Regions from separate parts of the Homo sapiens genome. Here region 1 is linked to region 2. The links are chromatin loops, found by intact Hi-C in ENCODE. Cell type or tissue: OCI-LY7. All regions are shown on one strand. Links, peaks and the distances in the headings refer to the core of each region. The heading gives the core; the rest is flanking DNA.

Region 1 (16,433 bases), core at 3,185-11,184, 210 kb after region 2:
GTCACGTAGTTCGGCATCTCATGGCTTTTGCACCTAGAGGTGTGAACCATAATACCTGAAACACAATTTCATAACCTGGCTCCTTGGGCTTAGCCTATATGGTGGAGGTTAGGTCTGTATATCATCAAGACTGTGTCTTTGCATGGTTGTCATTCTGTTGGAATTGAACTTTCTTATTTCTGTAGGCCTAGGTTCTGTCTATTCTTCTCAGACAGCTCATATGCTGCTTCTTCCCTTCAGCCTTCTCTGATACTTGTCCACTCCCCGCCTGCCTACATCTGAGTACTTGCTTTCCCTCTGGACACCCCTGTGCCCAGTCCAACTCTCCTGTACAGACACCAGCCCCTTTCCCCTGGTTTATAACTGTTGTGGGAAGTGGCGTGGAGTGTGATGGTCTGCTCATGGGCTGTGGGGTCTGACAGCCTGACTCTTTGGCTGATTAGCTGAGTGACTTTGGATGGAACTAGAATATGAGTTCCTAGAGGCTGAGACTGCAGTCTGATTTGGGTGTATAGCCTTGTGAACTTAATCCTGTGCCTGGCACACAGGAAGCACATCAGGAAATGCACGTCAAATGAGTGAATAAATAAATGAATGACCATACAAGGACTCCATGGTATATTCTTGTAGATCATTAGTTAATTATCAACAATTGGCTAATGATTAATGTTTGCCTGAGAGGCTGACTTTTTGTCCATTAGTAATGACATCCCAGGAAACACCTGGCAGAGTTCGTCTTTAATTTCAGGAGTATATCTTTCTTTCTTGGCAAATTTAACTATTAAAGAGAGAAGAAAGACAAGTACTTGATACTTTTTGAATCTGTAAGTTATAAACCTGTCTTCTGTATTCAATGTTGTATATTAGCCACATTGCAGATGATTCTATTTGGATGGATGTGTGACTGTCACCTTTCACATAAAAATTGATTGAGCCAGTCATAGTGGTATGTGCCTGTAGTCCCAGCTATGTGGGAGGCTGAGGCAGGAGTCTTGGTTGAGCCCAGGAGTTTGAGACTGTAGGGGACTATGAGTGAGCCACTGCACTCTAGCCTGGGTGACAGAGCAAGACTCTATCTCAAAAAAAAAAAAAAAAAAAAACAAAAAAATGTGGTAGAAGGGGAGAGAGCCTCAAAATGACCAGAGTAGATGGACTCGTGTAGTAAAACTTTACCCAAAGTTGGTTTCCTAATGATATAATGTGAAACAGTCTATGTGCTATACAAATAATTATATCTCTTTTGTTAAGCCTTACGTCATTTTGACAAAGGCTTTACTTGATTGAGTATTGACGGCTTTTCCAAAATAAAATCCAGCTCTTAATTGAGATTTGTGGCTGGGCATAGTAGCTCATGCTTGTAATCCCAGCACTTTGGGACACTTAGCAGGGAGGATTGCTGGAGGCCAGGAGTTCAAAACCAGAATGGGCAACATAGTGAGATTCCATGTCTCCCCCCGCCAAAAAAAAAAAAAAAATTAGCTGGGTGTGGTGGCGTGCACCTGTGGTCCCAGCTACTCAGGAGGCTGAGGTGGGGGGATTGCTTGTGCCTGGGAGGTCAAGACTATAGTGAGCTGTGATTATGTTACTGTACTCTAGCCTGGGTGACAGAATGAGACCCTGTCTCAAAAATAAAGGAAAAAAAGAAGAATTTAGGTTTTTTACTATTAAAATTCCATAAGAGGAATTCCAGTGGGGGTCCTTGCTCATTTGGTTTGTTTTTTTACAATGTGAATATCATTATTTTATAGTCATACCTTATACAACGAACCTCCCCATCTAGACCCTTCACTAGTGAGACTACCTTAGGGTGAGGATATTTGGGTATATTAGAGTATTAGCCAGAACTCTTTGGGTTACAGATTGTGGGAATACAACTCACTCAAATTGGCTTAGCTGAAAAAAAAGTGCGTATGTATGTACAATTTATAAACTCAGTTAACCAAAGAGTCCACTGGGTAGAAATGGCATCAGACACAGCTGGAAAGGGGGGGCTGAAAAGATGTCACCAGCATTCTATCCCTGCCCTGCACCCTCGGGTTTCTGAGCCAGAGTCTGACTGACCTCTAGTAGGTCAGCCTCACGTTGCCTATGTGTACATCTTCCTCAGCTCATTTTGAGGAGGGCATGTGGGGACGTGCATTTCTTTCTTTTTTTCAAATTTTATTTTATTTTAAGTTCCGGGATACATGTGCAGGATGTGCAGGTTTGTTACATAGGTAAATGCATGCCACGGTGGTTTGCCGCACCTATCAACCCATCACCTAGGTATTAAGCCCTGCATGCATTAGCTATTTATCCTGATGCTCTTCCTCCCACATTTCTTTTTTTTTGTTTTTAGCATTTATTTTAGGTTTGGGGGTACATGTGAAGGTTTGTTACATAGGTAAACACAAGTCGCACAGGTTTGTTGTACATATTATTTCATCACCCAGGTATTAAGCCTAGTACCCAATAGTTATCTTTTCTGTTCCTCTCTCTTCCCCCACCACCCCGCAACTCAAGTAGACCCAGTGTCTGTTGTTTCCCTCTGTGTTCGTAAGTTCTTATCATTTAGCTCCCGCTTATAAGTGAGAGCAAGGCATTTCTTTCTTAATCTCAGCTTAAGTTCGGCATTTTAACAATGATTGCATCAGAAACAGAGACCTCTGTAGCAGATTGGTGGGTAGTTTTCTTTTTTTTTAACCTTCCTCATTGGTGTTTGTTTACTTTTTAACTGTCTGACAAATGTGAAAAGTACCCAATACAGGGTGACAGCATGCCCAGCAGTAGAGACACTTGGGTGTTAAATACCAGTGGCGGTGGGGACACGCCCCAACAGACCCCAACAGCTTCTCACCAAAGAAAGTTCCTAAAGGAATGGAAGAGGTTCTAGAATTCTGGAGGTGGGGTGTACAGGGAGGGACCATGTGCACTGTTACTGTTGAGTGGACAGATGTGCAGAAGGGAGGGGTGTCGGCGGGTGTCCCTGCCCCAGCAAGGGTAGAGGGCTGGTTAGCAGTTGATCCAGGAGTAGATGTTAGCATCCCCACCATGCAGCTACAGGATGTGGTCCTCAAGTCCTGTCTGCTCATGTGATGGAAATAAGGAGAGTGGTGGAGGCGGGGGCCTTCCTTTTTTAATTCAGGTGAGATTGGTATTCTCCCAGCTGGGGTTCCTGTGGGCTGTAAGGGTGTTTGGCTGGGCAGGCAAAGCCGGAAATGGGTGGTATGGAGGAAGAAACAGAATAGCTGAAGATGGGATGAAGGAGGAACTGCCTGAACTGATCAGTGAGCTCCACAGCCCCCTCTGTGTGTGTGTGTGTGTGTTTGAGAGAGTAAGAGAGAGCTCATGCTCATGAGTGTGTGAGTTAGGGGAAAGGTGGAGGTGGGCATTGTTGACACAGGCCTTGCAGGACGAAGCCTTCCTTTGGTGGCTTTAATTAAGCAGGGCCCCAGACACTGCCTGGGCTGGAGAAAATGACTTTCTTCTCCAGAACTTCAAAGCAATTATTTTTGCTAATTTTTTCCTTCCTCCCTGTTAGGTGAGTGGTAGTTTTAGAAATCACAGGACATCTGTTGAAATTATTGAATGAGTGAACGCGAGGTGAGGCTGGAGGGAATCAGGGGCTGACCCGAGGGAGGGCGGGGAGGCAGGTGCAGACTGCTCAGTGAGTGTGGTGGGATCCCGGTCTTGGCTGGCCCTGTAGGAGCCCAGCCAGGGAAGGCAGGAAGAGGTGGCCTAGGTTAGCTTTGCCTGGGGATTCAAAGGGGCCAGGCGAGAGGCTCATGCTCTTTCTCCTTCCCTTTCCCTGCCATGCTCATCTTCTGAGGGCTGACGCTGAATCCTTTTCCTGTGTCCGTCAGGGATTCCTGCATAACATAGACTCACAGATACTTTTTTACAGCTATAAGAGGACGTATTTATAAGAAAGGAAATTGAGGCAGCTTTATTCAACAAATATTGATTGAGACCTCCTGTGCAGAGCACAGCAGCCCTGTGTTTCTGCCTTCCAGCCCGCTGCTGTGGCTCCCCATGCCTTGTTGTGAAGGAAAACCTACAGTGTGGGGTTGGAAAACAGCCAGATTTGTTTTCATATTTTGCATTCTTACTATAAATCATCACTCAAAATTGACACAAGTAATACATGAATACATTGTTTCAAATAATTAAAACAATACAGATAAAGTAACAAACCCCTTTACCTACCCAACTCCTTCTAATTACAATGATCAGTTCCGTGTGTCCCTTCCGAATTGTTTTTCACAGCGTGTGTGTACGTATGTATATATCACCTGTGCATTTTGAAACATAAATACAGTTTGAGTATTTTAAATTTCGTGCAAGTGGGAACATGCATTCTATGGCTTCCTTTTTCCCACTCAATAGACCTTACAGACCTTTCCATATCTGTATGCAGAAATCTAACAACTTCATAGTTGGTGTAAAATATTCCATGTATGAATGTACCACAGTTTATTTGTTTTCTTTGTGATGAACATTTAGGGTAATTCCAAAAGTTTTACTGTTTCAAATCATGCTGCATTGAATATCCTTTTGTATGCTTCTTTGTGCATGCAAGAAAACGTTTGTCTGGGATGACAACTCAGAAGTAAACTCTCCGGGTTGGAGGGTATGTGCGTTTTTAATATCCATGTTTATTGCCACATCATTCTTCACTAAGCCTGTACTCTTTTACCTCACACCACATCTCACTGCCTCAGCAGTCATTTCACTCTGCAGAGTGACCTCATGTGTTCTGTATCTTAGGCTGTACAAAAGGAAGTCTTGGGGGTTGGGTCTGGCCTCTCTCTGGGATGTTAGTAGCATCTGGAGCATCTGGTTAGAGTAGAAAGTCCACAAACCTGAGCCCTAGATTTTAGGAATCTATTTTGCACCAGTGACCAGATAAAAGGCACCAAAACTTATTCTTGTCTCCCTTGCTTTCAGTCCCAGGTGCTTAGATACTATTGTTTCTTTTGAGTGAAATATTCATTCCAGGTAGCTAATAGGTAAATAAGTTCCTAATACAAAAACTGAGTCTTATTTTGGAACGTTTGCTTGCTACGGACTGGTTTCATGACAAATACTGCCTTTATGTCCCTGTTAGTTGGGGAAGAAGAATATCCAATCCGGTATGTCTCTGATGTCCCGTGTTCTTATTATCTGTTTTATTTTCACACACAGTAAAATCTCGCTATTATTATGGTGTTTAGGGTTTGTGCCCTTCTTATTTCCGAAATCTCTGAGGTGGTTTAGAAAATAGAATTTGATGAAAGTGGGACAATGGGGAATGGAAGCAAAGTCTACTTGCCAGGGTGCTCGAGGGGAACTGATTGCTGACACCTGGACATGGAATTGGCCTCAAGGTTTCCCAGCAGCGGCGGCGAAAAAGAGTACATCCTGACACACAGGGTTTTTATCCTTTCGACAAAGGGAAGCAGCCACGCTCATTCAGAGCAGCACTTTCTAGGAAGCACATCCAAGGAGGAATCTCCAGCGCAGGTCCTTGTGTAAGGTACATTGTTGGAGCACAATGAGCCATGTCTTCGCCGTGCTTTTGTCGGGGTCAGAAATGCCGCGCAAGCAGATGGTCCCTGCATTCATGTTTTTCAGGGGTCAGGGTACGACATTAAACTGTGGTATAATGAAAATGGAAGTACTTCTCATTTCTATAAAAACGCTGCTTTTTGATTATATAAATTAGTATAGGATGAAAGCTGGGAAGATGAAAAAAGAGTAGTTTAACATAGCCATTATTTAATCATTCATAAAGTACTTTTTAAAGCATTTATTACGGGTAAAATATAGTCCCATTAGACACATTCCCTCTTTGTGCTAACTTGGTTTAACTCAAAATACAAAGGGATACAGGAATTTATGCAAAGAACATCCTCCCCTGCCCCCGTAAAACCATATTTGAATATATGTGGTTTTATTATTTTACTCTAATGTAATTTAAATAAATGACCAATATTTTTAAAAATAAGAAATCCTTGAATATTCTTCAGTAAATAGATAACAACAGGGTATAATGAAACACTGTTTATATTTAAATGACTGCTTTGAAACGGTGTGAAAGCAGCTTAAATGGGTAAAATGCTGCCCTTTTATGTCAGTAATTAGCCCCTTGGTCTTTTTTCACGATAATGCAAAATTGTACTTCTCTGTAGGCTTACACAAATTCTGAATTATTGAAATATAAATTAATGGTGAATCTTTCTAAAGCTCTTTTCAGAATTTTTATCTGGTGGGAGTGAAATTAAAACATCCAAAATTCTAAATTAGAATGTGGCAAAGTAGAGACAGCCAGCTAGAATTTGGTAAAAGACAGGTGTTTAATAAATCTTTTCCTAGACATCCATGGGTTGGTACTAGTGTGGTGGGGTAGAGAAAGCTTTGGCGTGTTTTAGGTTGGCCAAATGAATCAGTTAATTGATGTTATTAAAGCCAGGTGGGACAATAGTAGGTTAGACCGCCTGGTTTTGATTGACCCTGAATGAGGAATCACAGACATGATGAGGTTGGGATTGGAGAGGACATCAGAAACCTCCATATGGGTCTGTTCCTTTTTCAGACCCGCCAGCATGACCTGCCCTGGGTTACACAGTGAGAGACGAACCGCATGGGGATGTAGGGCAGAGCATCTGTCTCCCAATCTGTTTTCTTCCTACCCACCTCAGTTACAACTATGACTCCAGGTTGAAGTTGGGCATCTCCTATCTGACCAAGGGACAGGGTCTAAGAACAGCAGGGGCAGTGATGACAAAAGATTGTCTCTTTAAAGCAAGCTGGGCATTGAGTCAACTTTTCATTATCTCTTCAATTATTTTCTTTGTGTAGTATTAGGTCGGTGCAAACCTAATGACGGTTTTTGCCATAATACATCTTCCGAAAGATAGTTTCCATCACCTCTCCCTCCCCTGCTTAATTTCATAAAATACTTTATTGCTTTCTTCATACATACCAACCTGTAGAAATCATTTGACCATAGATTGCCACATTTATTTTATGGAAATAGCCAGGGCACAGGCCAGCGGATGTAGTAGGGCAGGAGAGAATCAGCAGAGCTGGCTAACAAATGCAGTGGGTCTTTCCTCAGTTTCTTGTTTTTGTGTGGTTAGCTTGCCCTGTCTTTCTGACTATAACTGGAGGCACAGTGGTTATTGCCTTTGTTACTAGCTGACATTGGCTGACATTGCTGAGCTAGGTGGGCTTTCTATATAGGGTCCTGTGCTGAATAACAGTGTTTCAGTTCATCAGCCAAGATCAAAGTCGGTGGTCCCATAAGATTATAATGGAGCTAAAAAATTCTTGTTGCCTAGTGACATCGTAGTCATTGTGCCTTTGTAACATTGTAGCACAATTACTTTATTTTAAAAATAAATTTGGTAGCCAGGCGTGCCTCACACCTGTAATCCTAGCACTTTGGGAGGACGAGGTGGGCAGATTGCTTGAGTTCAGGAGTTCGAGACCAGCTGGTGAAACCTCGTCTCTACCAAAAATACAAAAAAATTAGCTGGGCGTGGTGGCACACGCCTGTGATTGCAGCTACTCAGGAGGCTGAGGTGGGAGAATCACTTGAGCCTGGGTGATGGAGATTGCAGTAAGCCGAGATTGTGCCACTTTATTCCATCCTAGGTGACTGAGACCCCGTCTGAAAAAATAAAAATAAGTAAATTCAATGTAGTCTGAGTGTACGGTATTTATAAAGTGTATGGTAGTGTAGGCTTTCACATTCACTCATCACTACTGACTCACTCAGAGCAACTTCCAGTCCTGCAAGCTCCATTCATGGTGAGTGCCCTCTACAGGTGTACTGTATTTTGGCTTTTATACAGTATTTTTACTGTACCTTTTGTATATTTAGATACAACTGGTGTTATAATTGCCTATAGTATTCAGCACAGTCACATGCTGTACAGGTTTGTGGCCTAGCAGCAACAGGCGATCCCATATAACCTAGGTATGTAGTAGGTGGTACCATCTAGGTCTGTGTAAGTACACTCCGTGTTCACACAGTGATGAAATTGCCTAACAATGCACTTTTCAGGACCCTGTTGTTTATACCTGTTGTTAAGCTATGCATGACTGTAATCTCCTCTAATTCCCATTTAATCTTTACCATAAACCCACAAGGGAGATACTGTTAAAAAAATCCTCATTTTACAGGTGAGGAAACAAGGCTAGAAATGGTTATATTGCTTGCACGAGGCCGTGCTCCTGGTAATTGGCAGGGCCAGGATTCACACCCGGACTTCTGACTCAAGCGCCCACGCTCAAGTACTAGGCCATGAAAGGGAGTCCAGGCTCACAGGCTGATGATGCCTAAACACCAAGCGGAGGAGGGTATGACCAAAGGGCAGAGCCAGAGAGGAGACCATGGGGGAGCTGACGGCAGAACCTTTTGGGGGCGTGGGGGGTGGGGGTCTCTCTGGCTAGGCTTCACATTCATGCTTTTGATTAGTGATTGGAACCAAGGTCTGGGGACTGGCATAGAAACTTTCCAGGTTAGGATTCAGTCCCAGCTTTGCCTTTCACTGGCTCTGTGACTGGGTCAAGCCCTTTCTGCATCTGCTCTTTCTCTGTGGAAGAGGAAATAAAATGGCTAAAGGTGTTATCACAGGCCCTGGCTCCTAGAAAGCACTGTGCTGTGAGCCAGAGGTTTAAGATGGGCTTCAGCCTCACAGCAGTCCTGTGAGGTAGGTGTCGTTAGCCTTAGCTGTAGATGAAGAAACTGAGGCTTGGGAAGACCAGCCGGCTTGCTCTGGGGCACCTGGTGAAGAGCTGGCTGGATGGAGGATTGGATAGTGATGGGTCCCTCCTGCCATACTAGAAGAGCTTCCTGGACAGTTTGCTTGGATTGGAGTTTAATTTCTAAAGCCATTTTTTTAGGTGTTCTTACCAGACTGAGCTAGTGCATCTGTCCCACCGAATAGCCTAAGACTTTAGTGGTCATAGAGGGTTTTGCAGCGGATCTGGTGAAGAAATGAACTGAAAATGAGCCTGCTGGCCATAGGAGGGCCTAGACCTGGACCATACCCCATCATCATTTAGACAATAAAGGGTGGTTAATTCCCTTGGAACACCAAGGACAGAGAGGGGGCTAGTTTAATGGTCAGGATCTGATTCTGCTGCAGCTAGAAGACTGAAGCCTGCCTCTACATGGTGGTCCGGGGTAAAAAGTTCAAAGCTCAGCACACTACCCACAAGGCTTGGTGGTTTCTTTACGTGTGACTTTCTCAGCCGACTTGAAATCCACCAGGTGTCTCTTGTTCTCTGCTTGGCCCAGGTGGGAGCCCCTGATTGTCTCTTGACTTAAATGTTGCTCAGAAGAGGAAATAAAGCAGGAGCTAAGGAGCACAACGATGTCAGGGGGATTCTGGCCCGATGGTCGTGCAGTTCCTAGATTTGGAGTCGTGAAAACAATCACTAACACCTGCGTGGTCAGGGACGGCCTATACGGCACTTCATCATAGGGTCTGATTTTTATCCTCACAGCAGCCTTGTGAACATTGCTGATATTTGACACACCAGGCAGCCAAGGTGTGGGGCAGTTGAATGACTTGCCCAAGAGCAAACAGCAAGTAAGCAGCAGAATTAGGATGTGGACCTCTCCTGCCCTTTCTGCCACACTGTGTTCCTCGTGTCATGGAGTCCTCCCTGCAGGTCACTCGGGTAAGAGACCAAGGCTCACAGATGGGAGCTGGCTTGCCAGAGCTAGGGCTCCTCAGGACCCAGGTGATGGGCTTGCTTCTCTGACATGTGGTCCCTGACCTCTGTTTTCTCACCTGTAAGATGGGGATCATAGCATTATTAATAGTCATGTTGTTGAGAGGATTAAAGGCGATTTTGCAAGGGAACCCTCTGTGAACAACAGATGCTGGCCCATTGATTTCCTTGTGCATCTAGTCCCACTTTCTCAGGCATTTAGGCTCTGCCCTGCTCTGGCTCTCTCTCTCTTCAGCCTTCCACCGTATCAGGAGAGTGGAGACTCTGGAGGAAGACAGATCTTGGTTTGGTTTCTAGGTTTGATGCTGACTGACTGGGTTTGGGAATGAACAAATGATCTCACCTCCCTTGGTCTGGCTTCCTCATCTGTAAAACAGAGATAATAATTCTCATCTCACTTTTCATGTGGGATCTTTGTGAGGAGTCAATACAAATAATGTGCGAGGGAGCTCTCATTTACCAGAAGGCATTAGTTAACTGGTCAAGAATAGTTCAAGAGAGTCTTACCTCCCAGTGAAGTTTAAGGTTTGGCAGTATCTGAGCACTGGGGGAATCTTTTCCTATACCCCCCTTGAAGTGCCATAGGGTTTTGAGAATCAGTCACACGGCACACCTGTTAAATCCCTGTGTTCTTCCATGATTGCTGCCTTTCTTTGCCTTATGATTTTTTCCCTTATTGTGGCCTAGTCCACGGAGGTTGGAAAGAGGAGTGTGCCCTTCCCTTCCCTTCCCTTTCCTCAGCAAGGGGCTAGTTTCTACTCATAGCTCAGGGCTCACCCACAGCATAGCGCTGTGTGGAAGCCTGGTGGGGGCACTGGGTGAGTGGTGCTGCAGCAGAAAGGCCTCCTGCTGAGACGCTGAGGTCAGCATTTTCAGCGGCAGGGAGCCCTGTGACTGAAAGCAGAAAGACCAAGTACAGTGTGAGGACTCGGGTTGGTGTTTGTGGCCACATTGATGGCTTCATGGAAGTATGTTCCCCTCTGTGCAATGAACTAGTAGGGCCTGTGTCTTGGGGCCTGCACCTTTTGATTGCAGGCACCAGGCCCAGCATTTTTTCTGTGTTGCCTATCTGGACGACAAGCCATACGGTAGTTACTAGCGTCCCCATTTTGCAGGTGAGGCAGATGAAGCTAGGAGGCGTTAACTTAAATGACTCTTTGCTGAGGGAATAAACCCATAAGATGACAAATGAGGTCTGTGGTCACTTTCTTCACTGTTGCAGTGCTGTGCCCAGCACTGAGTGTGAGGGATGTCATGGAGAGAATGCTGAATTTGGAGTCCGGTGGCCTGGCTTTGAGTCCCTGCTCTGTAACTTTACTTCGTTGTGACCCTCACTTTCTTCATTGGTCATAAAGCAGGAGGTAAAAATTTAAATGAGATCTGTGTGAAAGCGTTTTATAATCTACGAAGCTATATACACATGGGCGGCATCATCCTTATGGCTGTCTGTTGAGAGAGGGCCTCGAGGAGAGGACTTGGCTTCATCTTGCCTTCTAATCCCTCACTGCAAGGCCCTGAATCCTAATCCCTCACTGCAAGGCCCTGAATCCTAATTCCACTCCATCTCTCCATGATGCCAGTGCCACATCTGGGACCTACGCAGAAGAGTCATACCTGCCAGCACAGCTATGGTGATTGTGCTTGGGAAGAAGTTGAAGTTGCAGAAGGAAGGTGGTAGAGAGGGACTGAAAGAGCCAACCAGGCCAGAGCTCGACAGGACCCTCCCTCCTTCCCTACCCTTCAGACAGGAGCTGCATCACCATTTTCTTTTCCTTTTCTTTCTTTCTTTTTTTTTTTTTTTAGACAGAGTCTCACTCTGTCACCCAGGCTGGAGTGCAGTGGCAGTATCTTGGCTCACTGCAACCTCTGCCTCCCAGGTTCAAGCGATTCTTCTGCCTCAGCCTCCTGAGTAGCTGGGGCTACAGGCGTGCGCCACCACACCCAGCTAATTTTTGTATTTTTAGTAGAGACGGGGTTTCACCATATTGGCCAGGCTGGTCTCAAACTCCTGACCTTGTGATCCACCCATCTCAGCCTCCCAAAGTGCTGGGATTACAGGCATGAGCCACCGTGCCCGGCCATGCATCACGATTTTCAAAGGCCAGCTTCCTGACTGTTCCTTGAACTCCTTGAGATAGGTATTTACTGTGCTTGTGACATGCAAACTGCAAATAATTCTTGCCTCATAATGGATAGGCCTGTAACCCAGCCAGCCCTCTAGGCAAGCAAATGTTATTTCCTAGTTTTAAGTGTGAGCTTAATATGTGAATTAATTTCACATCTTCATCCTCTTCCTAAATCTGTCTTTGTTTTGTCTGATGAATAACTGAAGTAATGGATTTGGTCACACCACTAGCTGGGTAGCCACCTGAGGCTGGAGTTCTGATATGTGGGTCTTGCCTGCTTTCTCTGCACTGTGGCTTTGCACGTCGGGTGCTGAAGCTGGGGAGCTGGAATCAGCTGGTGTGTTCTCTGTAGAACTGAGAGGACTAGCACCCTGGGGTGGAAGCAGCCCTGCCTTCTGAACCACAGACTTGCTTGTGTTTGATCTTATGCTGTTTTCTTACTATTTCTGATAAGAATGTGAACTCCTTGTGAGCAGGGACCCAGTGTCCCATTTCTCTTAAATCCTCTACAGCTGCTGGCATGGGATGTTTGGTAAATAATAGACCATTTAATGAAGCATCACTCTGTCTGTACCAGGCACCTTGAAGTTGCTTTGATTGCTTTGCCTGTTTTCCTAATAGGTGTCCGGTGGTCTCTCTTTCCAATGCAGGAACAGAGTGCTGGAGGTAGAGACTGTGATTGCTTAATGAAGATATCAGAACTTGCACAACCCACACATAGGGCTCCCATCAAAGCAGTAGTTCTAGGGCTGCAACCTCTTCCCAAAGATGTTGCAACACTTGTCTTCAGAGCCAGTTTCTGCTTTTCATTTTCCTTTGCTTCTGGCTAAAAATGGGATCCTGTTGTCACTGACCTTACTCCCCGTCTTTTCTTTAAGAAACTCTTGAGTATTTGTAAGAAAATCAAATCTATCTTCAAATAACCAAGTTTTCTTATCTTTGAGAATCTTGAGTGCAATGTGTCATGGGCTCTGAAGGTCTTACGTTGAGGAATGGCAATATTATCAGAATTACGTGTCCAGCTTCCCAAGCTTACTACTTTGAAGGAACACATATTTACACAATTCTGATGTGTTTATTAAACAAACAGCTTTACCACTTCGCAGTCACGCTTCTCTAAGTCTGCAGTCTCGTCTGGCCTGACTTTCTCCTTGTGCCAAGAATTCCTTCACCTTTTCTCTTTAGCCTTTGGCCCCAGGAAAATGGGAAAGTAAGATATTTTACTCCTGGCCAATGCCTGATTTTTAGAAGCCTTCCTCACTCCCTGGCAAGGCACATTTTCCTGTTACCTCAGAGTAAAGAGACTCGGTTCTGGGGTTCTGCATAGTGATGCTACATGCCTGACCCTTGCTAGGGTTTGAGGGTCCTTGGGAACTGATGCAATCGTAGAAGTCACAGCTGTCATTCAGGTTATTTACAGAAGTAGACAGAATTGCTTCACTTGCCAGCAGGGCGTCTTGAGCTTGACTCAGAAGGATATGTAAGTTTCTGCTTTTTTTTTCTTGCCTGTTTCAAAAACGCATTTTTGATACCAGGAAAGTTAGACAATTTAATCTTATCTGTAGCAGAGGGAGCTTCATCCTTGCTGTGTGAAGCTGTGCGAGACGACAAAGACTGTTGTAGAAAGAGGCCTCTTGCTTATAATTGAAGCATCTTTGACCTGAGTCAGTGTTCTGCAGCCAGGATCAGATAATCAGCACTGGTCACTGGCACCTGGCATTGGGACCTGGAGGCAAAGAATAACAGAATTAATTGGTTTCCAGTAAGTAGCAGGGATCATGGCATGTTCATACTTTTTAAAAGAAGCCTTATTGAGATTGAGATATAATTCACACACCCTATACTTAACTAATTTAAATCATACAATTCAGTGTTTTTTACTATATTCACTGTTAAGCAACCATCATCAAAATCAACTTTAGAACATTTTCATCACCCAAAGAAACCCCATACCTATTAGCTGTCACCCCATTTTCCATTCTATTCCCCCTCCCTAGCCCCAGCCCTAGGCAATTGCTAATCTGCTTTCTGTCTGTGGATTTACCTATTCTGAATATTTCATATAAACGGGATCATACAATATGTGTCCTTTTTGCCTGGCTTAGCATAATGTTTTCAAGGTTGATTCATACTATCGTGTGTATCACTACTTCATTCCTTTTTATGGTAGAATAATCGTCCACTAAAGGGACATACCACATTTATTTATCTCTTCATCAACTGATGAACATTTGAGTGTTTTCCCCTTTTTGGCTATTATGAATAATGTTGCTGTGAACATTCATGTGCAAGTATTTTGTGAACTTAAGTTTTCAATTCTCTTGGCTATATTCCTGGGAGTGGAATTGCTAGGTCATATGGTAACTTTCCCATTTTGAGGGACTGCCAAGCTGCTTGCCAAAGCAGCTGCGCCATTTTACATTACCACCAGCAACATGTGGAGGTTCCAATTTCTGTACGTCTTTGCTAACACTTGTTATTGTCTATCTTTTTAATTATAGCCATCATAGTGCATATGAAGTGGTATCTCATTGTAGTTTTGATTTGCATTTCTCTGATGACTAATAATAGTGAGCATCTTTTCATGTGCTTATTAGCCGTTTGTATCAAATCCTTTGCTCATTTTTAAATTGAATTTTTAAAATTATTGGTTTGTGGCAGGGCATGGTGGCTCATGCCTGTAATCCCAGCACTTTGGGAGGCCAAGGCGGGTCGGTCACCTGAGGCCAGGAGTTCGAGACCAGCCTGGCCAGCATGGTGAAACCCTGTCTCTACTAAAAATACAAAAAATAGTCAGACATGGTCACAGGCATCTGTAGTCCCAGCTACTTGGGAGGTTCAAGCCGGAGAATCGCTTGAACCCAGGAGGTGGAGGTTGCAGTGAGCCTAGATCATGCCACTGCACTCCAGCCTGGGCAACAGAGTGAGACTCAATCTCAAAAAAAAAAAAATTATTGGTTTATAAGACTTCTTCATATATTCTGTATACCAGTTCCTTTTTGGATTTATGATTTGCAAACTCCTTTCTTTCTTTCTTTCTTTCTTTCTTTCTTTCTTTCTTTCTTTCTTTTCTTTTCTTTTCTTTTCTTTTTCTTTCTTTTCTTTCTTTCTCCTTTCCTTTCCTCCTGTCCTTTCCTCTCTCCCTTTCTCTTTCTTTTCCTTTTCTTTCTTTCTTCTTTTTTTCTTTCTTTCCTTTTTTCCTCTCTCTCTTTCCCTATTTCTTTCTCTTTTCTTCAGGCTTTTGCCCTGCTGGCCATACTGGAGTACAGTGGTATCATCATAGCTCACTGCAACTTTGAACTCCTGGGCTCAAGCAATCCTCCTGCCTCAGCTTCCTGAGTAGCTAGGATTACAGGTGTGTGCCACCCAACCTGTGCTAATTTTTAAAAATTTTTGTAGAGATGGGGGTCCTGCTACGTTGCCCAAACTGGTCTTGAAATCCTGGCCTCAAGCGATTCCCTGCCTCAGCTTCCTAAAGCATTGGTGTTCCAGGCATGAGCTACTCACTGCTGGCCTCTTCAATTTCTTGATGGTATCCTTCAAGCACAAAAGTTTTTACTTTTGATGACGCGTAATATACATTGTTAGAAGGCCATAGCTGGATTGAGTCTTCAAGGTTGCCTGTTCCAACTCCCTTGTCGGAGTAACGGGAGGCACTGTGATCAGAGAGGAGGGGCCTTTCTGAGGGTCACAGACCCACAAAACCAGGACTGGAGTATAAGTCTCTGGACTTTCACCTTGGGACATTCTCAGTTTCCACCCCACTGTTTCTGAGGGTCGAAAGGTTTGGGTGTATATGTAGGGAAAGATAATTGGTAGGCTCTGAAGCACACAGTTCATTTGTTTTTCAATAAGGAAGAGTCATGTTAGAAATTTTGTCCTTTCTTCCAGAAGGTACACTATATAGCCTGGAGCCACACTGTCCAAAATGGTAGTCACTGGCCACATGTCATTATAAGAACTTAAACTAATTAAAATTAAATGAAATTTAAGATTCTCAGTCATAAAGCTGTATTTTGGCTAAGCATTGTGACTTATGCCCATAATCCCAGTATTTTGAGAGGCTGAGGCAGGATTGCTTGAGGCCATGAGTTGGAGAACAGCCTGGAAAACATAGTGAGACCCCATCTCTACCAAAAAAAAAAAAAAAAGAAATTAGCCAGGCATGGTGGTGTGTGCTTGTAGTCCTAGCTAGCTACCCAGGAGGCTGAGGTAGGAGGATTGCTTCAGCCCAGGAGTTCAAAGTTGCAGTGATTTGTGATCATGCCACTGCACTCTAGCCTGAGTGACAGAGCGAGAAGCTGGGGGAAAAAAAACCACATTTCCATTGTTCCTTATTTATATATGGCCACCGTATTAGACGACATATGGGTTGTTTCCATGATTGCAGCCAGTCCTGTTGGGCAGCACTGGCTATACCCACTGGCATTCTGTCCACTCCTGACCCAGTGGTGCCCTAGACACCCAGCTGTGATCTGTCTTCTGTGGGTCCCTCATCTACCTGCTGCTCAGGCTTCTTCTTTATGTAGTTGCCTCTGGGCTTCCTAGCAAGCCCCCTACCCAGACTAGATGGTCTGTGGGCCCTGCAGGCAGAGACAC
Region 2 (16,433 bases), core at 2,795-10,794:
GGGACACCCAGGGTTTCTGATTGAGGGGCTCCTCCTAACTGCTCAAAGGGAAATGGTAGGAATGAATTGGGCTCTTTCTGGGAGGCATCTCCTGGCAACCTCTCCATTTCTTCTGAATCCAGACCCACAACTGCTGGTTGTTCCTTTGGCAAAGAGGTTCCAAATAACTCTTCTACCGTCAGATGCTTGTGTCCAGATGGAGCAGACTGAAAAACAAATGAAACCACCCAGTCAAAGAGGTCTGTTATAAATCAGCATAACCAAACTTCTTTTCCAGAAGCCAAAGATTTTGCAGAATCAAGGATGGATGGAGTATCAAAATAAGGAACGGAAAAAACTGAAGATATACTAAGGATTAAGGCCCAGGTTCATCTAGTGTCCCCAGGTTGGTGGATGGAAATTTGCATTGGTAATATAATTCAAATTTTTAGGGTCTCTGGGTAGCAGGATCAGAATTCACCATTCTTTTTCTTGGCAAAGCTGACTGTGCCCAATTGCCTCATGTCAACAACACACAGGGAAATGACACTAGAGGAGACACAGGGACCAAATGCTAATCAGGTGATTCTACCTTTACTTTCACTGTTCTCAATGAAACGCTAGGCACTGGACCTCAGAGACTGGGTCTCAAATATCAGAAAATAAATCTAGCCATTTAATAGTGGGCCATCCCCAACTCCCACTGCCTTAGTCCCTAGTCACAGAATTCTTCAGAAAAAGCATGTAAGCCTGACAATTTAAAATTTATATATATTTTAGTAAGTTGGCTTATTGATACCATAATCGTTCAAAGGAAAAACATTCGTGTTTTCCTGTACTTTTAAGCAGTATTTCCATAGTCAATAACCTTTATTTCCTGAGTACTCACAGGGTGCCAGGTCTTGCTCTAACCTGGGCCCACGCGATGCAGCAAGGGAGTAACAACAGTTCTCACAGAGCTTACATTTTAGTGGGAGACACACCTAAGCACTTTGAAAACACAGACAGCCTCAACTTTTTATTCCTAAAATGAGTGAATTAGTTGTTTAGATCTGTTTATACTGAAAAAATTAGTTCACTGAAACACATGATTCTCAAGGCTTCAGAAAGTCTGTAAGGCCCCAAAGTACACTGCAAATTAGTATAATATCAATATTATAAGACTATGGTATGATCACATTTCTACAGGAAAACAAACCCAGTTTTGTCCAGGCAAATGTTTCATCCATTTGATAAAAATTCTTGAATTTATCAGGTGCCAGGCATTGTGCTGTGACTGTGATGTGAAAAAAGAGGCCAGGACAACTGGTAAGGGCCCCCCCACCGGACCCCCGCACACACACACACAAGGCAGAGTTGCAGAGCTCAGTGGGAAGGAAGGCACTAGGAAGAGGAGTGAAACTGGGGAGGGATGAGGCGAGCTGGCTGGGGAGCACAGCCACTGAGAGCCACACGTGCTTCAGCACAGCTGGATCAGAGGCTGGGTAGGAGGGTGACAGGGAAAGAGAGAAGAAGCGGGCAGACTGCAGAGTATCTGAGACACGTTAGAGGATCTGGACTTTATCCACAGGGCAATGGCAACATGTCCAGGGGATGAGCCATCAGGCTTTATATTTTAGAACGTGCACTTGGTCGGCCACATAAAGGACAAATTGTAGGGGTGAGATTGAGGAGAGTCTGGACTAAGATACTGGCAGAGAAGAGGATGAGAACTGGAGTTGGAATGGAAGGAGTTGGTGGCTGGTCAGGTAGGAGCAGGGAGCCTAGAGGACACCCTGGTATCTGGGTATTGGGTGGTGGTATCACTGCCTGGGCAGGCCAGCCCAGCCCAGGAAGAGCACCTAGGGTTAGGGAGAGGGGGAAGCTGAAGTTAGTTGTGAACATGTCTGGAGGTCTCTGTGGGACATCTAGAACCTGGAGGTACTGACTTAGAACACAAAACGGTAATTTCATTTTGGGTTATTAAAACACAAAGATGGTAATACAAGTCAAGGGAGCAAAGGCATCCCCTCAGGAGGCTGCAGCGACACAGCTGTGATGTCCTATCAACCACCCACAGGCAGGGCCTGAAGATGACTGCCGCTGCCTGGCTCTGCTCCTTTCCAGCTGTGTGGCCTGAGGAGTGCTGTCCACTTCTCTGAGTCTCAGGCCTCTATAAAGTAGGGAGGTCTGGTGGGAGGCTGAAATGTATGGAACCCAGCACACAGGAAGTGTGTGTTTAATGTCAGCACTCCTAACAACATGGAAAGCGAATTTGCCAAGGCAGGGGCTCTCTTTCTCATGTATTCCCCAATCCTTGCCTTTCTTGCTCTTGGACTTGCCTACCCAAGTAATGGCACCACCACCCAGGACCACAGATCCCATCAGTACATGGCAGACACTCAACAGTGCTCTCTTCCAAAGTTCTTTCGGGGAGTAGGGGGAAGTCAGTATGAGGAGAGGGAGCTTAAGGCAAGAGATCCTGTGTCAGGAGGGGCTCCTGTCAGACAACAGAGAAAGAGGGCCAGCAGCGATGAGCATGCAGGCAAGTTTGCATGTGAAGGACAGAAAGTTAAGGGAGTGCCATTCTGTCTTCTCTCCCTGGTATGAGGACAGCATCATCTGCTAGGTGAGAGGGACAGGGCAGGTCTGAAAAAATGTAGTCAGTAAAAAGTAACTGTTGTGGAGGAAGAGGCAAGAACCTCCCACAGTTGTAAAAAAGTTGTAGCTTCATACCAAACCATTTCACCTTTAAAAATATTCAATAAAGAGATTCTACTAATGTTAGACTCTCACTTCAAATATAAGGCAGCATCAGTATCTAATTTTAGACCATGGATACAAAAAAATACTAAAGATCTTATATGGTTCAATTTCTTCATATTTTTACTTCTGAAAAAAACTGTAGAGTTTAGGGTCTGAAATAAAAGATACCTCAGCTGTTAACTGGGAAAATTACATCATCTTTCTTTTTCTTTCTCTTTTTTTTGAGACAGGGTCTCATTCAGTCAGACTGGAGTGCAGTGGTGTGATCACAGCTCATGCAGCCTTGACCTTCCAGACTCAAACAATCCTTTCATGTAGCTGGGACCACAGGTGCATGCCACCATGATCAGTTTATTTTTAAATTTTTTGTAGTGAGCCATTGAGCCCAGCATAATCCTTCTAATTTAGTTCCTTATCTGAAAAGCGAGGACATTGTGACAATGATCTCAGAACACTGTTGTGAAAATTAAATTCTCAATATAATGTCTGGTGCCCAAAAAGCATTAAATTGAAGTTGGCTTAAACTATAATCACATAAACACCATGTGGTCTTTTTTTTTTTTTTGAGACACAGTCTAGCCCTATCGCCCAGGCTCAAGTGCGGTGGCGTGACCTCGGCTCACTGTAACCTCCTCCTCCCAGGTTCAAGCGATTCTTATGCCTCAGCCTCCTGAGCAGCTGGGATTATAGGCGTGCGTCACCACATCCAGCTAATTTTTGTATTTTTTGTAGAGACAGGATTCACCATGTTGCCCGGGCTGGTCTCAAACTTCTTCTGACCTCAGGTGATCTGCGTGCCGCGGCCTCCCAAAGTGCTGGGATTACAGGCATGAGCCACCGCGCCCGGCCCACCATGTGGTCTTAATAGCAAGCATGGAGTACCAAACAAAAATTCATTAAATGCTCCTGGAATATCATATCCCACAATGCAAGACAACAACAAAACACCTGGTAAGATAACCAAGGCTAGGCTATTATAAACCTCCTGGTCACTCCCAATGCAAAGAATCATCAAGGACACAGCTGTCTGGTAATATTTCAAACCCATTCCATCTAGGTCAAAATAGACAACAAATTCTCCCTTGGGACAGACTTCTCTGTCCAGGCCACATAGCTGCAGACATGTTCACAGGTTCCATTTACTACACTGAACACTGTGACTTAGTCACTTGTGAATTCATGGCATCATAAATGTCTACTGACAGCACAATAGACATTTATCTCCCTATTTTAAAAAACTGTAGTAAAATATACATAAAACTTACCATTTTAACCATATTTAAGTGTAAAATTCAGTGGCCTTTAGTATATTCATGTTGTTGTTTTTAAGGTTCATCCGTGTTCCAACATGTATCAGAACTTCACTTATTTTTATGGCCGAATAATGTTCCAATGCATGTATATATGACATTTATTTATCCATTCATCCATTAATGGACACTGGAGTTCTTGAGATGTTTCCACCTTCTAGCTAGTGCAAATACTGCTGCTATAAAGACTGGTGTGGAAGTATCTGTTTGAATGTCTGTTTTCAATTCTTTTGGGTATATACCCAGGAGCAGAATTGCTGGGTCATATAGTAATTCCAAGTTTAACTTTTTGAGGAATCACCGAACTGTTTTTTTCCATAGTGCCTGAACCATTTTACATTATCACCAGCAATCCAACATGGTTGCCAGTATACAGCAGTATATGAGGTAACAGAGTATATGGAGCATTTTCCATATACTCTCCAACACTTGTGATGTTCCATTTTAATGATATTAGCCATCCTAATGAGTATGAAGTGATACTTCAGTGTGGTTTGAATTTGCATGTCCCTAATGACTAATGATGTGGAGCATCTTTTCATGTGCTTATTGGCCATTTGTATACCTTATATGGAGATTCCTATTAAAATCTTTTACCCAGTTTTGAATTGGGTTAATTCCTTTTTATACACATTATATGTTTAGAAAACAAATGGGTCAGGTTTCTTAGCAAAAAAAAGTATTGGAAAACAACACTAATTCTTTTTTTTTTTTTTTTAATTTTTGAGATGGAGTCTTGCTGTCACCCAGGCTGGAGTGCAGTGGTGTGATCACGGCTCACTGCAACCTCCACCTCCTGGGTTCAAGTGATAGTCCTGCCTCAACGTCCCAAGTAGCTGGGAATGCAGACATGCACCACCACGCTCAGTTAATTTTTGTATTTTTAGTAGAGATGGCATTTCACCATGTTGGCCAGGCTGTTCTTGAACTTCTGACCTCAGGTGATCTGTCTGCCTCGGCTCCCAAAGTGCTGGGATTACAGCCACCGTGCCTGGCCAACAAGACTAATTCTTATTAATGCAAATTAAACAGCTCATAACCACCCCATTCTATTACAGACATATGTATACAAACACACAAACCAATATTTAGGTATAAACTACTTTGAAAAACAGAGATCAGATTGGGTCTATGTTGCAGAAATTTAAGAAAAGGAATAATCAAATGGCAGGACATGGAGAAACCTCATCACAAAATACACCTGAGGCATAATCCAGACAGCAATTTTTCCTTGTCCAGTGAAACATAAATTAACTTTGAACAGCCAAAAATCTACTTTAAGTCAGGCAGAGTGCCTCATGCTTATAATCTCAGCACTTTGGCAGGCCTAGGCGGAAGCATTGCTTGAAGCCAGGAGTTTAAGATCAGCCTGGTCAACATATTGAGACCCTGCCTCTACAAAAAATTTAAAAATTAGCTGCACAAGGTGGTGTGCACCTGTGGTCCTGGCTGCTTGGGAGGCTGAGGCAGGAGGATTGTTTAAGCCCAAGAGTTTGAGGTTACAGTGAGCTATGATCAGGCCACTGCAATCTAGCCTGGGCAACAGAGTGAGACGTTGTCTCTACAAACACACACACCTACTTTAAATTAAAATATGAAACCACCATATGGTAGAACCCTGACCCCTGACTTTAAAAGCAGCAGAAAGTTTCTAGATTCTCTATGCTGCCTCCCTATAACTACTGCGAGGCCAGACAGATTCTCTAACTTTCTCTAGAATGGGGAGTATGGTAAAGCATTACAGTTTTGGAGGTTTTCTCATATAAGAGAGAATAAACGAATTTGTGATGGTAATAATGAATCATCATACACAGAATGCTTACTATGTGGGAGGCGATATGCTAAGCACTTTACATGTATTACTCTATTCATCTGCTAGAGTAGGTAAATTATTATTGCTACTTTATAGATGATGCCCAAATACAACAAAAGAACCAGACTCCAACTCAGTTCTAACAATACAGTCTACATTCTTAAGCAGTGTGCCACCATATGGAGATGTCAATTCAGCAAAGTATAGGTTACCTAATCACCTGGATGGTGATACTTACCTCCGGAAAACAGGTACAGCTAAGGTTTGAATAACTGAGGTGGCTACAGATCAAAATGCATCAACGTTTGGAAATACTATCATTTGGCACAAACCATGTTTTGGTCAATGATGGACTGCATATACAACAGTGGTCCCATAAGAATATAATATTGTGTTTTTACTAAACCTTTTCTATGGTTAAATATACAAATACCAGTGTGTTACAAGTGCCTATAATACGCAGTGCAGTAATGTGCTGCACAGGTCTGTAGCCTAGAAGCCATAGGCTATCCCATCGAGCCTAGGTGTTAGTAGGCAATGCCATCTTGGTTTCTTGGTTTGTGAAAGTATAAATACACTCTATGATGTTCGGAGAATGAAATCGCCTAATGACACATTTCTCAGAAAGTATTCCCATTGTTAAATGACACATGATTATACCTAACTGGTTGAATTTGTCATAGGAGCCTGGGTGAGCAGAATATTTCTCTTCACACAAATTCCCAAAAGTTTCACAGTCTCTGCATTCTTTTCTGTTTCTGATAAGAAAAACTGGTTGCCCTCCTCTAGTAGCTGGGCTTATTTATTCATGAATTAACCTTCCATCATCCACAGAAAAGGTAAAATGTTATTCTTTCCTCATGCTTGAACATGCTTCAAGTTAGGATTCTGAGTTTTTTAATACTTCATGTAGATCAAGTGTTAGTCTGACCGTTTAGCTCAGGAAATGGCATTCAGCGAGCAACAGCATGTACAGCACAGGACAAAATTATCATCTTCAGCATCAGGTTTAATATGGTTCACTCCTCATCCCACGGAGAATTGATGTTTAGAGAATTTTACATGTCTGTTTGGAGCTACTGGTCACTGCAGTGGGCACACTATAAGATAGGCACTATTCTTGAACATAGGAAACAAACAATAACAAAATACACTACAGAAACAATCCCAAGAAAAGTTTAAACAAGTGAATTATGCAACTGAAATGGAATGTAATACTATTAAGGCTTGACAGCAGTACTTGCTCCTCAGCACTAGATGGCAGTGTTACTAAACAAATGTAGTATCTGCCTGTGGCGGCTGATGATAAATTTAAACTAACTTTAGTCAATCACATGACTTCTGACAATATCCAGATCTCAGTATTTCATAAAATTTTGTCACTATAACCTAAATAATGGAGTCTTCCTCCCACCCCGAGATGGAGTCTTGCTCTGTCGCCCAGGCTGGAGTGTGGTGGCACGATCTTGGCTCACTGCAACCTCCCCCTCCTGGGTTCAAGCAATTCTCCTGCCTCTGCCTCCTGAGTAGCTGGGATTACAGGCGTATGCCATCACGCCCGGCTACTTTTTGTATTTTTAGTAGAGACAGGGTTTCACCATGTTGGCCAGGCTGGTCTCAAACTCCTGACCTCATGATCTGCCTGTCTCGGCCTCCCAAAGTGCAAAGTGCTGGGATTACAGGTGTGAGCCTCCATGCCCGACCAAACGTGAAGTTTTAAAAGTATATGAAAAATGACGGAATAACACATCAGCACTGTCTGTACCACTTGAGTTCTGTATGTCTACAGACGCAGTGCTATTGTTGAAAGGCTTAGCATCTATGGCTTGTCACACTCATTTTTCATCTTTCAATGGACAGTGCTTTATGACTTTTTTTTTTTTTTTGAGATGGAGTTTCACTCTTGTTGGCCAGGCTGGAGTGCAATGGCACAATCTCAGCTTACTGCAACCTCCGCCTCCCGGGTTCAAGCGATTCTCCTGCCTCAGCCTCTCAAGTAGCTGGGATTACAGGCATGTGCCACCACCCCTGGCTAATTTCTTTTCTATTTAGTAGAGATGGGGTTTCACCATGTTGGTCAGGCTGGTCTTGAACTCCTGACCTCAGGTGATCCACTTGCCTTGGCCTCCCAAAGTGCTAGGATTACAGGCGTGAGCCACTGTGCCTGGCTGATTCTTTTTTTTGTTGTTGGATTTTTGAAACAGGGTCTCCCTTGGTCGCCCAGGCTGGAGTGCAGTGGTGCGATCTTGGCTCACTATAACCTCCACCTCCTGGTTTCAAGTGATCCTCCCACTTTAGCCTCCTGAGTAGCTGTGATTACAGGCGTGCACCACCACACCCGGCTAATTTTTGTATTTTTATTAGAGACAGGGTTTCACCATGTTGGCCAGGCTGTTCTCAAACTCCTGGACTCAAGGGATCCGCCTGCCTCCACTTCCCAAAGTCCCGAGATTACAGGTGTGAGTCACCATGCCTGACCTTATAATTCTTAAGTCATTTTTTTCTGGTCCATTTCTTCCTTAGGGTCTCACAACAAATCTGCATTAGGCGGTACAATAATCCTTAACTTCATGATTCACAAAAGGAAGATGAAGTGATTCATGATTTAGAAAGGGGAAGTAGTAAGCCCACTGCACACTCCTGGATGATGATCCTAAATCCAGATACAGTAAAAATGGGGTATGGGAAGGTAGAATACAAAATTTGGTTTAAATTAATTATCTAAATATCTAAAAACATTTTTGGATACATTGTTGATGTGAATGTAAGACTGTACAGACTTCCTAGAAAACAGTTTGGTGGTTTCTTTCTTTTTTTTTTGAGACAGGGTTTTGCTCTTGTTGCCCAGGCTGGAGTGCAATGGCATGACCTCAGCTCACTGCAACCTTTGCCTCCCAGGTTCAAGCGATTCTCGTGCCTCAGCCTCCCGAATAGCTGGGATTCAGGTACCACCACCACCATGCCCGTCCAATTTTTGTATTTTTAGTAGAGACGGGGTTTCACCATGTTGGTCAGGCTAGTCTCGAACTCCTGACCTCAAGTGATCCACCCGCCTTGGCCTCCCAAGGCAGTTTCTTATTAAACTAAAACATGCAATACCAAATGACCTGACATTTGCACTCCTGGGCATTTATCTCAGAGAAATGAAGATTTATGTTCACATAAAAACCTGTACATAAATGTTCATAGGAGCTTTATTTGTAATAACCCAAAACTGAAAACAATCTAGATGTTCTTCAGTAAGTGAGTTGCCAAAAACAGTTAAACAAATTTTAGTACTTGCGTATCATGTAATACTCTCAGTAATAAAAGGAAACAAACTTGATACATGTAACAACTTCAGTGAAATGTTCAGGAATTATGCTGAGTGAAGAAAGACAATCTCAAGAGGTTATATATATGATTCCATTTATATAATATTCTTGAAATGACATTATAGAACTGGAAAATGGATTAATAGTTGCCAGGGCTAAACGATGGCGGGATCGGGGAGGCAGAGGTAGACGCAGAGGCAGAATAGGGTATGACAGGGAAGTCAGTGTGTTTATGAAAGGGCAAAACATCTTGGGGGTGATGAAAATATTTAGCATCTTGACTGTGGTAGTGGATATACAAAAAGCTATACATGAGATAAAATTACACAGAACTGAATATACACACAACAAAGGAAATCTGAACAACATGTGTGGATTGTGTTAATATCCTGGTTGTCATATCGTACTATATTTTGCAAAATGTTATCAATGGGCAAATGGGTAATGGGTACATAGGATCTTTCTGCATTATTTCTTACAACTGCATATAAATCTGTAATTATCTCAAAACAAAAAGTCTACTTAAAAACCTACGGATTTTATTTGATATCTGTTCTTTTATCAGACTATCAGTTATAAAGAGAACTAATTCAACAAATATTTACAGTGCTACATGCTAAGGATACAGCAATGAACAAGGCTCATAAAACTGCCCTTCTTTCCCGTAAGAGACAGCTTAAAAACAAAAAAACAAAACTGTTTTACATGGTGCTTATATTTTGGTGGGCAGGAGACAGACAAAAAACAAAAACAGAAACCATCTTAGCTGGTTAGAAACCTTAGTGAGAAAATAAAGTACAGTAAGAGGATGGAGGTGAGGAAGGGTTGTTTTATTTTATTTATTTACTTATTTATTTTGAGCCAGAGCCTTGCTCTGTCGCCTAGGCTGGAGTGCAGTGGCGCAATCACGGCTCACTGCAACCTCCACCTCCCGGGTTCAAGCAATTTCTCCTACCTCAGCTTCCCGAATAGCTGGGATTACTGGTGTCTATTACCACACCCGGCTAATTTTGTATTTTTAGTAGAAACGGGGTTTCGCCATGTTGGCCAGGCTGGTCTCGAACTCCTGACCTCAGGTGATCTGCCTGCCTTGGCCTCCTGAAGTGCTGGGATTACAGGCATGAGCCACTGCACCTGGGAGTTTTATTTTATTTTTAAATTAAATTAAATTAAATTAAATTTTTGAGACAGGGCCTTGCTCTGCTACCCAGGCTGGAGTGCAGTGGTGTGATCATGGCTCACTGCAATCTCAAACCTCCTGAGCTCAAGCGAGGCTCCTACCTCAGCCTCCCAATTAGCTGGGACCACAGGTGCATGACATCACGTCTGGCTAATTTTAAAATTTGTTTCTAGAGAAGGGGTCTCACTATGCTGCCCAGGCTGGTCTCTAACTCCTGGGCTCAAGTGATCCTCCTGCCTTGGCCTCCCAAAGAGCTGAGATTACAGACGAGAGCCACTGTGCCTGTCCAAGGGGTGTTACTGTTATTATTTTTTTCTTCCTTGAGACAGAGTCTTACTCTGTTGCTCAGACTGGAGTGCACTGGTGCAATCTCGGCTCACTGCAACCTCTGCCTCCAGGGTTCAAGCCATTCTGGTGCTGCAGCCTCCTGAGTAGCTGGCATTACAGGCACGTGCCACCACACCCAGCTAATTTTTGTATTTTTAGTAGAGACAGGGTTTCGTCAATTGGCCAGGCTGGTTTCAAACTCCTGGGCTCAAGCGATCTGCCTGCCTCAACCTTCCAAAGTGCTGGCGTTATAGGTGTGAGCCACTGTGCCTAGCCAAGGGTTATTTTAAATAGGGTAGTCAGAGAAGGCCTGACTTATGGAGGACATATGAGGCTTGAGGGAGTAAAGGGAGCAAGCCCTATCTGGGAGGAAAGTATTACAGGCCAAGGGAACAAGTGCAAAGGCCTGTCTCGAGGCAGGAACATATCTGGCACATTTGGGGAAAGACAAGAGAGCCAATGGGACTGGAGCCAGGTGAGCAATGCAGAGTGACAGATGAGGCCTGGGGTAGAGGGGCCAGATAAGGTAGGGCCTCGTGGGCCACTGTCATGATCCTGGCTATGATTTGAGTGAGCTCGGACACTGCTGGAGGGTTTTAAGCAGAGGAGTGCCATGATCTGACTTATGTTTTGCAAGGATTACTCTGGCTGTTGGGTTAAGAATAGGTAAGAAGCAACCAGGGAGCAAAAGATGGGAAACCAGGTAGCAGGCTACTGCAAAATCCAGATTAAACAGTTACTCGGATCATGACCTAGGAGGATGTCATTATGTTGCTGCACATTTGAACCTTGACACAACTGACAAATCAAACTTGCACTCATTAGAATCCTTACTGAATGTTACTCTTTGTTACTTAGGACAAAGCTAGAGCTTTAGCTGTACAAACCTTATCCTGTGACCCGGAGGGCATTTCTTCTAGAGTCTCGGTGCTTCCCAGATTGGAGAGCTGAGTGCTTGGCTGTAACCCAGGGCTGGAGATATTTGAGTCACCCATCTGATTCTTTAAAAAGTTAAAAGAAAAAAATATATCTTGTGAAAAAAATTTGCTATTATTTGGCTCACAAAACAGCATCTGAGGTTATCAAAAATGTTATTTTTTAAAAAGAAGAAGAAAAACCAACCTCAAAATGTTTGCTCTGTACTCCAATGTAAATAACATGCAATAAAATTTCTAGAACATTGAGCACCTAATTTTAGACAACAGTGTTGGCCACAACTGTTATTTTTATCACCTTTTTAAGAAAAAGATAATGGTATTACTTTATCACATATTCTTTTAATCTTATTTATTTGTTTTTCCAAGATGGAGTCTTGCTCTGTTGCCCAGGCTGGACTGCAGTGGCGCAATCTTGGCTCACTACAACCTCTGCCTCCTGGGTTCAAGCGATTCTCCTGCCTCAGCCTCCCGAGTAGCTGGGATTACAGGTGCAAGCCACCATGTCCAGCTGGTTTTTCTTTTTTTTTTTGTATTTTTAGTAGAGACAGGGTTTCAGCATGTTGGCCAGGCTGGTCTCAAACTCCTGACCTTGTGATCCATCCACCTCGGCCTCCCAAAGTGCTGGGATTATGGGTGTGAGCCACTGTGCCCAGCCTGATTTTATTTTCAAATAAAAGCTAACATATGGTGAAATGAATTTTTAAGGGGGTGTACAGTTCTATTTATGTCCCTATCAGCATAATCAGGATACAAAACAGTTCCATCATCCAAAAAAAAATTCCCTTGTGCTGTCCTGTTGCAGTCATGCCCTCCCTCCACTCCCGGCAACTAGGTCTATTCTCTCTCACTCTAGTTTCGTCTTTTCAAAGATGTCATATAAATGAAATATAAGTAGAATGCCAGCTTCTTGCACTTAGCATAATGCCTTTAAGGTACATCCAAGCTGTTGTATGGTATTAATAGTTCACTCCTTTTTATTGCTGAGTAGTATTACATTATATAAATACGTGAGTGTTTAACCATTCACTCACAGAAGCACATCTGTGTTGTTTCCGTTTTTTGGTAATTATGAATACAACATCTATAAACATTGATATAGGTTTTTAAGTGGACAAAAATTTTTTTTTCTTTTTTTTTTTTGAGACGGAGTCTCACTCTGTTGCCCAGCCTGGATTTTAGTGGCTTGATCTCAGCTTACTGTGCTCTCTGCCTCCCAGATTCAAGCAATTCTCTTGCCTCAGCCTCCTGAGTAGCTGGGATTACAGGCGCGCGCCACCACACCCAGCTAATTTTCATATTTTTAGTAGAGACGGGGTTTCACCATGTTGGCCAGGCTGGTCTCGAACTCCTGACTTCAGGTGATTCACCCTCCTCGGCCTCCCAAAGTGCTGGGGTTACAAGCGTGAGCCACATCGTGCCTGGCAAAATTTGTTTCTCTAGGGTAAATACCTAGGAGTGGTACTTCTTGGGTCATATGATAAATACATTTTTCTTCTAAAAGTTTTATAGTTTTATATTTTACATCGATGACACATTTTGAGTTGATTATTCTCTAAGATGTTATTAGGTTAGGTTTTTTTTGTCGCATATGGACATCTAATTGTACTAATATTATTAAGTTACCATTAATGTGCTCATGACATTAAAAATGAAAATAATCTTGTTCTTAAAAAGAATCCTCAAAAAATGATCAGACCAATAGATGGACATGGAATTATGGGTTATGAATTCTTGAATATTTGTGCTATCTGATCCGGCATCTGATGAACATCATCCATGCCAAAACCGACACCAAAAACAGTTCAGAAAATGCAAGATATGAGATTTTTTTAAAAAGCAGCCCTAAACTCAGTTCACAGACAGATTTTCTTGATACCATGCTACAGACAATTAATGCTTATCACAGGAGTAGGTACTCAAATATTAAATGGATGGCATGTGTTTTTTCCCACCCAAATGACTTAATCCTTATATTATTTCAGAACATCATTTACTCAGTGTTATCAATTTGAATAGCGGCGGAACATTTGGTGAAAGCCTATGAAATATCTCAATCTTTTAACATGCCTCTGTTTGCAACATCACTATCAACCATATCAACCCCATTATGTGGAATGCTTGGAACTGAATTATATTACAGAAAATATAAAGTTAAAATATTGTTCATAACAAGTTCTTAAAACAGAAGGTATAAATGTTCAGAAACATTAAAAAGTTGGGGCTGGAAGCAGTGGCTCCCAGCACTTCAGGAAGCTGAGGCAGGAAGATCACTTGAGACCAAGAGTTCAAGACCAGCCTGGGCAACATAGTGAGACCCCATCTCTACAAAAAATAAAAATAGAGACCATCCTGGCTAACACTGTGAAACCCTGTCTATACTAAAAGTACAAAAAATTAGCCAGGCGTGGTGGTGGGCGCCTGTAGTCCCAGCTACTCGGGAGGCTGAGGCAGGAGAATGGTGTGAACCCAAGAGGCAGAGCTTGCAGTGAGCCGAGATTGGGCCACTGCACTCCAGCCTGGGCAACAGTGCAAGACTCCGTCTCAAAAAAAAAAAAAAAAAAAAAGCCAGCCTGACCAACATGGTGGAGGCTGAGACAGGTGGATCACTTGAGCCCAAGAGTTTAAGGCTGCAGCAAGCTATGATTTTCTTTTGCTATTTTTTTGTAGAGATGGGACTTCACCAACCATGTTGCCCAGGCTGTTCTTTTTTTTTTTTTTTTTTTTTTGTGGACTGAGTCCTGCTCTGTCACCCAGGCTGGAGTGCAGTGGCGCAATCTTGGCTCACTGTAACCTTCGCCTCTTGGGTTCAAGTGATTCTCATGAACCTCAGCCTCCCTCAACCTCCCAAGTAGCTGGGACTATAGGCACATACCACCACACCCAGCTAATTTTTCTATTTTTAGTAGAGATGGGATTTCACCATGTTGGCCAGGCTGGTCTTGAACTCCTGACCTCAAGCAATCCACCCGCTTCAGCCTTCCAAAGTGTTGGGATTACAGGCGTGAGCCACCACACCCGGCCCCAGGCTGGTCTTAAACTCCTGGACTCAAGCAATCTATCTGCTTCAGCCTTCCAAAGTGCTGGAAGCCATATGCCACTGCCCCAAGCCCCAGATTTGTAATTTTTAGAGACAGGCTGGATAAGGTTGCAAAACCTTATCGGCAATAACTGAGAGCTGGGCTGTAAATGACCCTTTACATACGAACTAGCTCTCAACCTGCTTCAGTTCCACCCGGCCTGCTTTACTCACTACCATGGCTTCCCTGGCTCTTGGGGCATTTGATTTGCAATTCTTAAGTATAAGCAATAAAACTGGCTTATATTGTTAGGTTGTACTTTAATGAAAGTTCTCAAGAATTTAATGTATTTCTGATACTTGTGCAGGGCCTTTCTTGGAGATTTTGTGTTTGTTAATAACAGCATCCAGTGTTTGTAAAAATGAGGGAAAATGGGCAATCAGACAAACCTGCTGGAGGGTGATTTTATAATATTTGGTAAAAATCTTAAAAACATAAAAATGCTTTGATCTACCAATTCCATTTAAAGTAATTTATCCTAATAAAAAGTTAATGCTGTACATGAGGATTTTACAAGGATTTAGCTATAAGGATATATCGCCAAGTTCTTAATAGAATTAGAGAAGCCTAGGGTATCATTTATATAATGCACATAAGGAAAAATACACAGCTATAAATATCAGTTTTTTCAAAAACTTCATTCTACCAAAGGAAATCTCATAGGGATTCTCTGTGAGATGAATAGTTACTGTCAATAAAAAAGATAGTTATTTGGAACAAAACAGGTTACCAAAGAACATTAATAAATCTAATGTACACAAACATACCACTTACACTTGGACATATTTTTGCAAGGATACGTAACAAAGTATTAGCAGTGATTATTTCTAGGTGGTAGAACTATGATATTTTCTTCTTTTTGTTTACTGTAATTTTTGAATATAAAACGTTCTCTGTAAGCTGTTTTAAAAAAAGAAAAAACTTTTCTATAGTTTATACTGCTTACATAATAAGAAAAATAATGGTGTTCATGTTTATTTAGGTATTTATTTATTTTTATTGTTTTTTGAGACAGGGTCATGCTCTGTTGCCCAGGCTGGAGTGCAGTGGCAGAATAATAGCTCACTGTAACTTGGAGCTGTTGGGCTCGTGATCTTCCCACCTCAGCCTCCAAACAGCCAGGACCACAGGTGCACACCACCACACCTGGCTGATTTTTAAATTTTTTATAGAGATGGGATCTCATTATATGTTGACCAGGCCTGTCCTCAATCAATTCTCCTGCTCCAGCCTTCCAAAGCGCTGGGATTATAGACATAGCCACAGCGCCTGGCCTATCCTATTTTTTTCTTTTCTTTTTTCTTTTTAAGAAACAGAGTCTTGCTGTCACCTGAGCTGGAATGCAGCAGTTCAATCATGGCTCACTGCAGCCTCGAACTGCTGGGCTCAAGTGCTCCTCCCGCCTCAGCCTCCGGAGTAGCTGGGACTACAGGTGTGTGCCACCATGCCTAACTAATTAAAAAAAAATTTTTTTTTGGTAGAGACAAGGTCTTGCTATGTTGCCCAGGGTGGTCTGAAACTCGTGGATTCAAGCAATCCTCCCACCTCGGCCTCCCAAGGTGCTGGAATTATGGGCATGAGTCACTGTGTCTGGCCTCTATTTTTTAAGAACAAAAATACCCTGGACTTTAAAAAACTGTTTTGCAATTAAACTAAAACCAAACAAACAACCATCCGCACCCCCCTGACCAAAATCCAGGATTACATCCTATGGCTAGAAGCAACTCATAATGGGCCAAGTGTGGTTTCA

The links. A loop is a pair of places that touch in the nucleus more often than their neighbours do. Peaks named below come from ENCODE experiments on the same cell type or tissue, not always from the same donor. Only the 100,000 strongest peaks of a DNase experiment are listed, where the experiment ranks them.
Region 1: a loop joins it to region 2, with 3 times the contacts of the local background. A loop is called at or near these places in 8 of 110 quality-filtered maps.

The regions. Positions count from the first base shown.
Region 1 is chr3:53,505,994-53,522,426 of GRCh38, forward strand. All of the region lies in intron 3 of CACNA1D (calcium voltage-gated channel subunit alpha1 D), which reads left to right. Among named protein-coding and RNA genes, the nearest start is that of CACNA1D, 20 kb to the left of the region's middle. RefSeq lists an enhancer at 5,850-6,351. In OCI-LY7, for the core only: a CTCF peak has its summit at 7,787 (motif pointing left); no DNase peak of the experiment used is centred there.
Region 2 is chr3:53,292,622-53,309,054 of GRCh38, forward strand. It overlaps DCP1A (decapping mRNA 1A), which reads right to left. Exons shown (of 10, transcript NM_018403.7): 6 at 11,556-11,669; 7 at 1-206. LOC107986087 (a long non-coding RNA gene) reads left to right here. Exons shown (of 4, transcript XR_001740702.3): 2 at 278-385; 3 at 1,235-1,287; 4 at 2,955-3,254. Among named protein-coding and RNA genes, the nearest start is that of SNORD38C, 32 kb to the right of the region's middle. RefSeq lists enhancers at 1,524-2,025, 2,026-2,525, 9,044-9,213. In OCI-LY7, for the core only: a CTCF peak has its summit at 7,096 (motif pointing right); a DNase peak (open chromatin) is centred at 7,120.